2 separate regions of the Homo sapiens genome follow, and region 2 is linked to region 1. A link is a contact called in ENCODE Hi-C or POLR2A ChIA-PET data. All regions are on one chromosome and are shown on one strand. The core of a region is the stretch at or near the end of the contact, and the rest is flanking DNA. Distances in the headings are between cores, read along the strand shown.

Region 1 (6,402 bases), core at 1,468-3,967:
ACTAGGCAAATGGGCTAGGTGGGGTGAATTATCTACTTGCAAAAGCCAGTTTTAATTTATATGTGGCATTTATAGAGAATGCTGGTAAAGCTGCCAGAGGGGTCAAGGAAAACAAGCAACGAGAAGATGATCAATGCCTTTGTCTCCTTGAATAATTTTGATTTGTGCAGAATGTCAGAAATCACCTCTCAGAAAAACCTCTTATCATGAAAAATATGGCTGGAGAATCTATGAAAAACATTACTCCCTAACAAGGCTTATTGATTCTCAACACCATCATTGCTTAAACATTGACAAGGCCAAGTTTCTAAATGTCAGATATGCAACAAGGACTGCTTGGATGAAAGTACAAGAGAGGGAAAGATGACTTGTTGAGCTTGCACTGAGTGCTTTACACGTGATATTTCATTTAATCTTGTGAGGTAGGTACTGTTAATTCCCATATTTCCAAAAGAGGAAATTGGATCTGGGAGGTTAAGAAACTTGTCCTATTTCACCAAGAGAGAACTGACATCATTAGAAATGGAACTCCAATTTAAAGAGTCTGATTCAGTTCAATCTTAATTTTCAGTCTAATCTTAATTTGTTACACCATTCTGGAAAGTCAAAAGTGAAATTGAAGGAGAGAAGTATAACTAGTTTCTCCTGCCAGCTTTCATACTCTATGATGGTTGTCATACTCTATGACGACTCTCTATGAACCCCGGTCCCCAGGACTCTAAGCCAGCCTTCTTGAGTGACCATCTACCCATCACTGAACTGCATTAGTCATTATCTTATAATCCATCCTTTCAGCAACCAATCATCAATATCCTAATTCTTAGGCACAGAAAAGAATCTAACAGTCTAGTGAGAAAGCTGCCTGTATACAAAGGTACCTGTCACAATGGGAGTATGCCCAAGGTTCCATGTGGGAAAAATTAAAACACCAAAATGGAGGAAGGAGTTAAAGGAGAAGGAATAGATGGGATATAGTACCTACAACCAGGGGCAATGAGAATTACAAGTGTGTTTTCCATCTTCCAAGTCCAAGGCCATATCCGAGGTCCACCTCTGAATTTTGTGAGCAAGATTCATAAAATTTTTTGGAAATTAAGCAGTACTTAGCATTTTAATTTTTGCCATATTAGTATCTGACACTGACCAAATGACAGACCAAGAATATTTCTTATTCTGTTATTGAGGACTAAATAGGGTTCTTACTTAGAAATCAGGTTGTTGAGGGGTGGGGAGGTGGTGGCTGGTAACAGGGAGATGGGAGCATAAGACTCTATTATTTGTGAAAATCCAAATTTCTTAAGTAATCTTTGTTGGATATAAACTGACAATGTGACCTTTCCCCTATGCATACTGTAAATGTATAACATGGTAGACAACTAAAGCTTCATTCTTTTGTCTTCTTTCATTATTCTTTCATGAATTGGAAATACATCTTCCAATTTTGTATCATGTTTCATATATAAAACATGACAAACCTTGTAATATATAACCTATATAATATATAACCTTGGAATATATAACCTATATTTTATATAATATTATAATATAAAATAGATATCACATAATTTTCCTACCAACTTAATTAGGCCTCCCAAAAGGATTACCTTAAATACACCAAAATGTGATTTGTTGATCATACTTGGGAGAACAGTTTTAAAACTCCCCGTATTGCCTTGGGCTTTCTTTGGATTTCTTGGGTCTGATTTTCACAATAAGTTACAATAGATATGCTGATGGGGGCCCGTGGAATAGGGAGCATCACTGGACAGATCCAGGCTAAGGAAAGCTTGCATTGCAAGTGGGTGATGCTGAACAACTCTCAGGGGGAAAAACAAGAAGAAAGCTAGAGAGGTTCACCAACTATAATTAGCTCCATTAAATCCCTTTAACTGAATTTCTAACATGCTGTTTAAAGAATGGAAACATTTATGGGAAAAGGTAGCACACCCCTTTTTGGTCACTGTTATTGGATGTAAAAAGCAAACTACATTTACAGGTCCCATGGCTATCAAATCTATTTTCTCAAAACAAAGTTTTCTTAGCATTGTTTGTTATCCAGGAAATTTCACAGCTTTAAGGGACCCAGACTTCAAAGTCAAGGAAGTGAATTTGGGGCATGGAAGACTGGGGGCACCGAGTGAAATTACCCATCAGCATTAAAAAATTACTAGATTTTTTTTTCTGGTCATTTGTTGACCGCAGAGTCAGAATAGCTACATATAATTTTGAAAGCATGCATGTATCTTTTTAAAGACGCATAGATATATTCATTCGCTTTATCATTTCATAAAAAATCTGGCCGATCAGACGAATACTGTTTATCAGTTGTTGATGGAAAGAACCTTCCTTTGCTAAACATTGTGTAGGAACAGCAGCATGACCCTTGGGTCATGGGATAACACTTGTGCACTCATGCTCACAGGGGCCTTTTTTTGTAAGTGGCACCTGCTGTGAGGCTCTCCTTATAAATACTGACTGCCTGCAGCAAATCACATATGTTTTAGGCACTAGAAAAACCGACAGGAAGTAATCACTAAACGAAAGACAGAAACAGTAAGGGGTATGTGGGGGGAGGGGGAGAAAAAAAGCCTCCAGTAACTGTTTGGGGGATGTTTGGAGGAATTAATTTAAAGTGTAGAGTATAAGTAGCCTTGCTGTGCTGCTCAATTTGGCCCAGACCTCAGCTCAGCTTAGCTGAGAAGGCACAGGGCATCTAAGGAGGATGGGACGTCGTTACCTAATATGAGTGGGGGCATCAGGCTGGAAAATCCCTTTCATTAGTTTTGGTAGTTTGAAGTCCTTAACAATTTTAGTTGTTCTTGTTATTTTGTGGCATTTGGGTTTTTCCATTGAACACCTTCCCCATGATTTTAAGTGTGAAAATAAATGCTTTTATTGTGGTGCAAACCTTCCTTATTAGCCAAAGACCACTTCCCTTTATGCTTCCAGGGGACTGCCCCCACCACCTGGTGTACTGAACGTTGGATGTTAAAAAAAAATCATGCTTGAGTTTATCTTGTTTTTACACCAGTTTATTTTGAGTGTATTTCAAAGCCATATAATAACATTATTTTATAGACTTCCAATTAAGTGCTAACAAAGAAAATATTTGTCTACTCTCCATTCCCCCAACAATTTCTGGACCTCATTTCAAAGAGATGCATGTTACCTGAATGTTAATTGCTTTTTTTTTTTCCCAGAGAAACCAAAGCATGTTGTTTGTTTTCAGAGGAGTATTTATATTTAATATGTTTACATTGAAGTCACATTTGCTCTCTTCCTTAAATGACTTCTCTAATAACTATTTTTAGCTTACAATCACATTAACAATCTGCCCCTAAAGAATTCCTCAGTCTTATTTTTTATAATTTTTATTTTAATATTTGACAGTTTCTTTGTAAAAAGGAAAGAGCATTTGAAATAATATTGGGTATTTTGCCAAGTCTGTCAAAGGAGTAACACTTCCACTTTCTCAGCTCCGTCTCATTAAAATTGTATTCTAATTCTGTCTTAACTTGGTCTCGGTGCTTCATAAGTCATTGCCTGCTCATTACTTGTAGTGTGGGAGATGAAATTTATTCAAACCTAATAGCTGAGATAAAGAATGGAAAGGCAGGCAGCTGGCAGAAATGAAATTAGCCTATTTTAGTACTTTTCCGGCTGGATTTTTGCACAGCCACCAGTTATGCCATGTGTCAGTTTGCATTTGTGACACTATCTATGTTTAGTTTATAGATTTCCGTTAGTATGATACTCTTAAAATGAAAATACAGGAGATTCTCCCCTTCCCCCCCCCACCCCGCCTTTTTTTTTTTTTTTTTTTTTTTTGTCTTTGGCATTGAAATGTCACTGAGTATCTGAGTTGATAAACGGGAAAACATGATTTTCTATAGTTTTCTATAATTATAGAATCATTAAAATTGCCCAAGAAAGATTAATTGTTTCATTGTGTTACAATTCATATTGGTATGTCTTACAGAAAAGAACATTAATGACAGAGAGTAAATGTTATACCCTCAGCATGGTTTGAGGGGAAATGGATTTAGAATGTAATGTGACTTACAAGCAATTTCAGGTAGAATACAGGAGGGAGCTACGCTTCTAACCTAAACACTCCATCTCCAGCTTTAAATGTCAAAAGAATACACTGTGGAATTCCTAATTCTGAATATAGAGGAGTATTTGAAGAACATTGTCTAAAAGCATTGTACTTTTCCATTATAAATTGAGTTGTTAAGGAATTATATGGTCTAATTACTAAACTTGGTATTTTTGACTACTTTGATTATGAACATACATTGTCATTAGCTAGATAATTAAATTGACTGCAATAACAAGTCATAATTTAGAAATATGTTTGAAATTACTTTCTATATGAAAGCAAAGTCTTTGTTGATCTATGTATGTGATTAATGTCAAGTGTCACGAGTTAGCTGAGAGATTTCAGTGTAAAAATATGTGCATTTATATAAAAGAAAGAAGTTCATTTATACTCTAATTCTTAAAGTAAACAATGGAGCTTGATATGTGCCTAAATGTAAGTACTGATGGATTTTTTTCTGCTTACTCAAAGAAAATATAGGAAGAAAAATACTTTTCTTAGAAATGTGATGGTTATGTTTAGGTTAGGTTTAACCATTTATGCATACAGTGCAATGTTTACACTCAACCTAGAAACTTTACAAATAATATACTTAGATTTAAATTTAAATAGATAGAACCAGTCAAAGTATTACGTAAGATATGTGGACATTTCTGTCAAACCCACTGTAGTACGAAATTACAAAATATTTTATGTGACCAATAAATTGTGCAGATAAGCAGCGGACCACAGTCATAAACAAACTTGTCTTTGTTGTAGGTATTCTCTGGTAACAGTAGCTGGATTAGAAAGGTGACCTTCTTGAGAGCATTTAGCATGGTGGATTTTTATTTGCTTTTTATGTCTTTAGCATTGTGAAATTTTGTTCGCGGTTTTTGTAAACCATCTAGCAGAAGAGTAGGTCAAGTTATAATCTAGGACTAAACTAGAAATCAATAGACCATACAAGGCTAAGCCCTGGTATGATTTAATAAATTCGGTCCAATGAATTATGTAATAAATAAACTATGCAGTGTGTTTGTTTGTGTGTGTGTGTGTGTGTGTGTAACGTAAGTAAATGTCAAATACCAAACTGATGTGGATGTAAACAATTATATATAGGGTTTGTTCCTAAATATGTATTTCTGGATTTCCAGATATACAGCAATCATATGCTATAACTAATATACCCAGATCCATTCGAACTCCATCTGTATCCTTTCTCTTCCCCATCTTCGCCACTCCAGGCACTCGGAATGCACACATATCCCAGTCCTATTGCTTATATAGCCTCTATCAAGCAAATAAAACATAACAGTAATGTGAAAACTGATTTGTTACTCAACTAGAATATTTTTGATGCCAAGCTTGGGTCTACATCAATTTCAAATTTGCAATTTGGGACTCAGAAATTGACAGACTAATGGGCTCTGTCAAGAAACATACTAAAGAAATGTAGCATATGTTCCTACAAAAGACTTTGATCTATATTCTCATTAACAAAACATTTTTCCTTTTTTCAGGCTATGAGAATCTGGTTGCCAATTATACTTAAATTATTATGTTTGGCCCCTTGATTCTTTTATCAACTGGATGTCTTCATAGAAATAACAGCTGCATGAGCAGCACTTTTTCAAAGCAACAAGGAAAGAATCTATTCCCACCCCAGAGTCCCACATTAGCCAGTTCCTTCTCACCAGAGAGGAACAAAAAATATCTACAGAGGCAATGAATAAGAGAGGAAAGGGCTATTATAGATCTATTGTTAGTATAATTCCCTGCTGTGGCCACTGGTCCTTGAGGTTGTGTTCTTTGCTAGGGACTACTGGTTGTATCTGTCCTTTATGGCTGGTGGTAGTGGTTCAAATCTATTTAGCACTAATGGCTGCGGCAGTCAGTGTCAAGAAATTTGGTTGATGACTCAGATTTTGAACTTACCCTCTTCTCTCTTGACATTCTGAGTTCTTCATATTTCAACAATAGTTGCATACCTTCTCATGAATGCCAGCCACATTAAGGCATTTGTGGTATCAGATCTCAAATCTCAGATCTGTGGTATCAGAGAAAGCAGAAGTTTCATTGGACTATTACCACATTATTCTTATGAATAGGCATACCCACACCCCCTCCCATTAGCTTTAATGCATACAGCATAAAACATTATGTATCTGCTTCTCATCACTCTCTGGATCTTCAAAAACTGTTTGCCCTTCTAAATATTTTTTCTTGTCCACTTTTTTTACTTTTATATTTCATTTTCTTTGGATATGATTTTATCTTTCTTTAACTAATTCCAATGTTTGAATCAACTATTGCAATCA
Region 2 (6,402 bases), core at 2,092-4,591, 480 kb after region 1:
GGTCTTCCCCATGAGAGATGAGTGAGTATGTCCAAAGATGTGAAAGGTGAGACATGGTCATGGAGCTGACAGCCTGGCTGGACATGGGAAACACACTTGCGAGGGTCATGGGGCATGAGATCAGAAAGGTAGGCAAGGATTAGACCACTTTATATGCTGTGTTAAGGACTTTTCACTTTAGCATGAAGGCAGTGGGAAGCTAGGGAAAGATGATAAACAGAGGCCTGATTGGATTTGCGTATGGTAAGCATGGAGCATGGATTAAAGGAGATGAGGAGTAGGAAGACGAATTAGGAGCTGACCCAATGGTCCATTTAATACACAACAAAAGCCTCAAAAATGGCAGTGGCCTGGGAGTGATGCATGATTGGAATGTGAAATAATTTGAAGAGCATTTAGACAGGAGAACAAAACAGGACATGGTGATTAATTGAATAGAGGGGTGTTGGTGACAGAGGAGTAGGAGTATGAGGCACATTGAGTTTTGTAGCTTGAGAAATTAGGGATTTGGTGGAGCCATTTCTCAGGTCAGAGGCTAAATGAGGAAGCCGACTTGGAGCTGTATGAACTCATAGAGGGCTCTGAAAAAGTCTGCAGACTTGGGGATGATGCCTTCCCATGGCGCCTGACAGCAATGTTTCCAGAAAGGAGTTGCCAGTGTCCAACGCACTGTTCCAGCTCTCAGCTAGAGCTGGAGTGTAAACAGCTTAGTTTCTTTTCATTTTGTACTTTTTTATTTTGAAAAAATCAGAAAGCCCAGTGTTCTATAAACCTAACTTTGGAGGATTTATTTCTCCATTTTGTCCTTGGATGAGGCCTTGCAGAATAGCCTGGCGTTACTGGCAAAAATAAACAAACAAACTGGGCGCGGTGGCTCACACCTGTAATCCCAGCACTTTGGGAGGCCAAGATGGGAGGATCATGAGGTCAAGAGATCAAGACCATCCTGGCTAACATGGTGAAACCCGATCTCTACTAAAAATACAAAAAATTAGCTGGGCATGGTGGCACGCATCTGTAGTCCCAGCTACTCGGGAGGCTGAAGCAGGAGAATTGCTTGAACCTGGGAGGCAGAGGTTGCACTGAGCCGAGATCTTGCCATTCTACTCCAGCCTGGGTGACAGAGAGAGACTTGGTCTCAAAAAAAAAAATAATAATAAATAAAAAATGAAAAAAAATGAATAAATAAACACTAGATTTAAAGGAAGACAACTATTTTAGCAGATTTGTTTCGTGATATGTTGAAAGCAGAGTGCAATGTGGCTATAACAGAGAGCACATTTAACCTCTATGTAATGTAGAAAGTGTCATAGATGCTTCCAGTTACTTTTTCCTGCTTATTAAATAAGAATGATGAAAACCAGCATTTTAATCTATCTTCCCTAATCTCTGTTCGACAGGCAGATGGGATTCTCCTCTTTTCAAAGCTCATGTACACAGTAGAGATAAATTTATATAATACACTAGATTCTCACTAAATTGGTATAAGCCCCACTCTCCTGCTGTTAAAGCATCTTATGGATTTTTAAACAAACAATATTTCATTTTAGATGAAATCTTTATTATTATTTGACAATTGGATATGAAACTGGAATGAAAATCTGAATATAAAGACATGCAAAAATAAAATGAGTCAAGCTAAAAGTGTTAATGTCATTTAGCGTGAACACACTTGCTTGGCGGGGCTCAGAAATGATTGTCTAGTGACTTGATTTAGCATTCTTTGGGCAACCAATAATGAAGGGTGTTTGGAAGAAACTTAACAATTTTTTTTTTTTTGATAACAGTCTCTAAAGGTGGTTTTCACTTCTATTTAAGCAGCAGAACTCTTCTTCAAGTGAAACCACAGGAACCACACCATATATTCAGAACCCAACTGAGAAGAGTAAAGTTGTGACTCATAGCCTGGATGGAAAGGGAGAGTCAAGCTCTGGATCCCCATCTAACTCCCCCAGCATCCTCTCCAAGGCAAGTAGTGGAATGTCTAAGGCAACTCAGAGAACACTTTGAAAACCACTCATAAGGAAAAGCAGAGATGGCCATGATCTCCCACATCTTAGAAGATACACATTTCGGCCAGGTGTGGTGACTCACGCCTGTAATCCCAGCACTTTGGGAGGCCGAGGCGGGTGGATCATGAGGTCAGGAGATCAAGACCATCCTGGTTAACATGGTGAAACCCCAATTCTACTAAAAATACAAAAAATTAGCCAAGTGCGATGGCACGCGCCTGTAATCCCAGTTGCTCTCCTGAGGCAGGAGAATCGCTTGAACCCAGAAGACGGTGGTTGTAGTGAGCCGAAATCGCACCACTGCACTCCAGCCTGGGTGACAGAGCAAGACTCTGTCTCAAAAAAAAAAAAAAAAAAAAAAAAAGAGGATGCACATTTCAAACTGGAAATGGCAATTCTCTTGGCAATACTTGTGTGTGTCTTTTAAAAATTACCTTTGTTCGCTTTAGAGGATGGTATGTTTTCAGGGCTGGCCATAGCTCTTCCTCTGTCTAGGCTGGTGCATTCAGGCAAATTCTCTTTTCTATAGTCACGTGGAGAAGTTGCTTTGATCATTTTGAAAATGTAAACATGCTACATAAATGCAAGGCAAAGGGTGCTCATAGAGATATCAATGACATTCCATTGTTTCGTTTCTATCATAGTAGGTATGCATCTTATTCCTAGATGTGAATGTGTGAGAGATGTCACGCTGCCTCGTTTTCCTAAATTAAATGAAATCTGTCTCTGAGTTCTTATTCCATTGCGACTGCAGGAAATTTAGTATCATCCATTGTTTGGGCTTCAATCTGACTCTGTCCCAGGGTTGTAGGAAAGTCCCAGAGATCTTGAGGTGGCAGATCATTTGGCATAGTTGTCCTTCTTGGTCACAGGCAAATTGCTAATTTCCTAGGAACTTCATGTTAAAAACCAAATGTTCTTGAATTTGTACCATTGCTTCCGAATCTTTCTGGGGGCAAGAATGCTGTACATCCCCAAGGTTGACTCATCCTAGGATAGTTTGCCAGGGAATTTATGAACAGACCACACTAATACTCTCCCAGGATGGCTGTAGGTATTCTCTACTCAATGATGAAATCTTTTATAACAGGTGATTTGACTCTTTACCAAAGGATCATGAAACTATTTTGCCCCAGCTCTTTCCTCATTTCTGACTCAGTTCTGAATGCTGCTGCTTTTACCTAACTATCAATATTACTCATTTTTCTATCGCTACACAAGTAGTGTGTGTGCACTCTGAGCTATTTAAAACATTGGCAATGTCTTGGTTCCTTCCCTGCACCCCCACACCCCCGGTCTCTCTTCCAGGAGTTTTTTGCTATAATAGATGTGCTGGCTATTTTTTCACTGGCACTCTTGATAGAAGCTGCCTGGCAGTAAATACTGCACACTACTGCAGACTGCCTCCAACCGGATTTCTTAATCCTTAGCTTGTTCCAATACTGGTATGGCTGAGTTAGCACATTGGGTGCAATAAAACACTAGGGCTGGTCTGAGATAGAGAGAGACAAAAAAGCCTTCCTCATTCTCAAAATTCTTTCAAAAGGCTTTATTTCTGGAGTCAGAGATAAAACAGGCTAAAGTCCATAAGCAAACGATGAACTTTGAAGTCCAGGCTGCTGAGACTCAGCAGCGCTCTAGATGGGGAACGCAATCATCATTGCTTGCAATAGGTTTGCGTTGCCATTTTGTAAGCTGCCTTCTTATGTGTAAAAATGGAATGGAAGGCTTAAAAAAATCTTACTGCCTCTTGGCCACCCTTAAATTACACTGGTCTCAAAAGCCATTTTTCAATGGAGCAGAAAATATGGGGCCATGTAGAATCTCCATATTCCATTAGTAAATACAGTGAAAAAAGAAAAAAAAAGACTGATATAAAAAATTTTAAAATCGCATTTGCACAAGAAGTAAGGTGATTTCCATAAGGAGACTTCTGGTTTGTAAGTCTGTGAACGGCATATAGGAAAATCAGAATTACTGACATATTTGGTATTAATTAGTAAACAAGTTGTGGAGACTGCTAGCTGTCCACCAAAACCACTTTTCTATTTCCTTCATGGTAACGGAAGCTGTACAATGACTGCCTAGACACCTTACACTTCCCAATTGCCTTTGCAGTTCAGTGAGGCCAGGAGGCATAAAAGGAGAATATAGTAGTTTGTAGTCTCATGTCTGGACTTCAGAATTTTTTTTTTTGGCAGTAATGATATGATTTTGGATTGCAGGAAAAGCAATCAGAAGTCATTATTTCCTTGAATAGCAAAATCTTTAAAGCATAGTATTCTTTTTTTTTAATCTTTTTTTTTTATTATACTTTAAGTTTTAGGGTACATGTGCACAATGTGCAGGTTAGTTACATATGTATACATGTGACATGCTGGTGCGCTGCACCCACTAACTCGTCATCTAGCATTAGGTATATCTCCCAGTGCTATCCCTCCCCCCTCCCCCCACCCCACACCAGTCCCCAGAGTGTGATGTTCCCCTTCCTGTGTCCGTGTGTTCTCATTGTTCAATTCCCACCTATGAGTGAGAATATGCAGTGTTTGGTTTTTTGTTCTTGCGATAGTTTACTGAGAATGATGATTTCCAATTTCATCCATGTCCCTGCAAAGGACATGAACTCATCATTTTTTATGGCTGCATAGTATTCCGTAGTGTATATGTGCCACATTTTCTTAATCCAGTCTATGATTGTTTGACATTTGGGTTGGTTCCAAGTCTTTGCTATTGTGAACAGTGCCGCAATAAACATATGTGTGCATGTGTCTTTATAGCAGCATGATTTATAGTCCTTTGGGTATATACCCAGTAATGGGATGGCTGGGTCAAATGGTATTTCTAGTTCTAGATCCCTGAGGAATCGCCACAGTGACTTCCACAAGGGTTGAACTAGTTTACAGTCCCACCAACAGTGTAAAAGTGTTCCTATTTCTCCACATCCTCTCTAGCACCTGTTGTTTCCTGACTTTTTAATGATTGCCATTCTCACTGGTGTGAGATGATATCTCATTGCGGTTTTGATTTGCATTTCTCTGATGGCCAGTGATGGTGAGCATTTTTTCATGTGTTTTTTGGCTGCATAAATGTCTTCTTTTGAAAAGTGTCTGTTCATGTCCTTTGCCCACTTTTTGATGGGGTTGTTTGTTTTTTTCTTGTAAATTTGTTTCAGTTCATTGTAGATTCTGGATATTAGCCCTTTGTGAGATGAGTAGGTTGTGAAAATTTTCTCCCATTTTGTGGGTTGCCTGTTCACTCTGATGGTAGTTTCTTTTGCTGTGCAGAAGCTCTTTAGTTTAATTAGATCCCATTTGTCAATTTTGGCTTTTGTTGCCATTGCTTTTGGTGTTTTAGACATGAAGTCCTTGCCCATGCCTATGTCCTGAATGGTAATGCCTAGGTTTTCTCCTAGGGTTTTTATGGTGAAGCATAATATTCTTAGGAATGCATCTTACCTATCAAAAGCTAACAGCATGTGTGGATGTGGTGAGCATCCAGCTCATAACTATATTTGATTGTACTCATATTCCTCTCCAGGTGTTCAGTTCAGAATAGCATAAACTCTTCGTAAGGTGTGATCATATCCTTAAGTCAGTGAAAAATGTAGGGGTTAAGCTGGATAAAGAGCCATTTAGAGAAATATTGAAGGCAGATGGAGATTTAATTCACATTGAGAGACCAAGGCCAGGGTGTGCTGGCCTGGTAGGGGATGGAGGCTTGGCATGGTGGTGGAATCCTTGGGTATGGGGTGGAAACATGAGGGAGAAGGCTTATATTCAAAGCAGAACTGGAGGGCCTGGGGACAGGTGAGCAGATAAGAGTATAAATTGACAGCAGGGCTCAGAACAAAGGTTTCTGGAAAGAGTCTAGCAGTTTGGTGTTAGGAGGAAGTAGATGTCAAAGGGATATTAATGCAGGTGGCTACAAAGCCTGAGCAGGTGGTCAGCAACCTGGAGATCCACGGAAACTGGAAAGGCAAGACAAAGAAGGCAAAATGGATGCACAATGAAAACATAAAGGGGAGATTTTGACAGGGATGCCAAGCTGACGTTAGCCAGAGGCTTTCTCATATTCATTTAGGGCAGTGCCAGACCTGCAAAGGGAGCTACCTGCTGCTTCATCTCTGCTGCCTTTATCAGCTCTGGTGGAGGGAGTCATAGCAGAAGTGAAACTCAGAGACCTCCTGGTGGCCAGAAAGAGAGTCATCTCATTGTTCTTGTAGTGGAGAAAAGTCGTGCACCGCCTCAGAAGGTACAGTTGTAATGGCATACTGCTTTCGGGGCTTGATGGGCTTCAGTCTTAGCCCATGTCAAAGTCCTGGTGACTTTTCCAAACGGAGTAGTCACACTGAGGTTAAAAGCAGAGAAAATACAAAGGGAGCCTTCACAGC

The links. A loop is a pair of places that touch in the nucleus more often than their neighbours do. ChIA-PET counts read pairs that join two places held with the same protein, here RNA polymerase II (POLR2A). Pooled maps may share reads with other maps.
Region 2: a map of OCI-LY7 shows a loop between it and region 1 (2.6-fold over the local background). The contact joins two enhancer-like sites. A Hi-C loop is called at or near these places in 3 of 168 maps with a recorded cell type or tissue (B cell, Caco-2 and OCI-LY7), 9 of 37 single-sample maps with no recorded cell type and 6 of 50 pooled maps. POLR2A ChIA-PET finds 5 or more read pairs at or near these places in 2 of 52 experiments (OCI-LY7 and activated CD4-positive, alpha-beta T cell).

Annotation. Positions count from the first base shown.
Region 1 is chr5:125,002,631-125,009,032 of GRCh38, reverse strand. No RefSeq gene overlaps it. Among named protein-coding and RNA genes, the nearest start is that of ZNF608, 260 kb to the right of the region's middle. RefSeq lists a silencer at 2,412-2,461 and an enhancer at 5,426-6,184. Within about 2 kb of position 2,717, at least 3 of the 41 ENCODE cell types and tissues checked have a DNase peak (open chromatin) inside an H3K27ac peak, as active enhancers do.
Region 2 is chr5:124,524,535-124,530,936 of GRCh38, reverse strand. No RefSeq gene overlaps it. Among named protein-coding and RNA genes, the nearest start is that of LINC01170, 89 kb to the right of the region's middle. Within about 2 kb of position 3,341, at least 2 of the 41 ENCODE cell types and tissues checked have a DNase peak (open chromatin) inside an H3K27ac peak, as active enhancers do.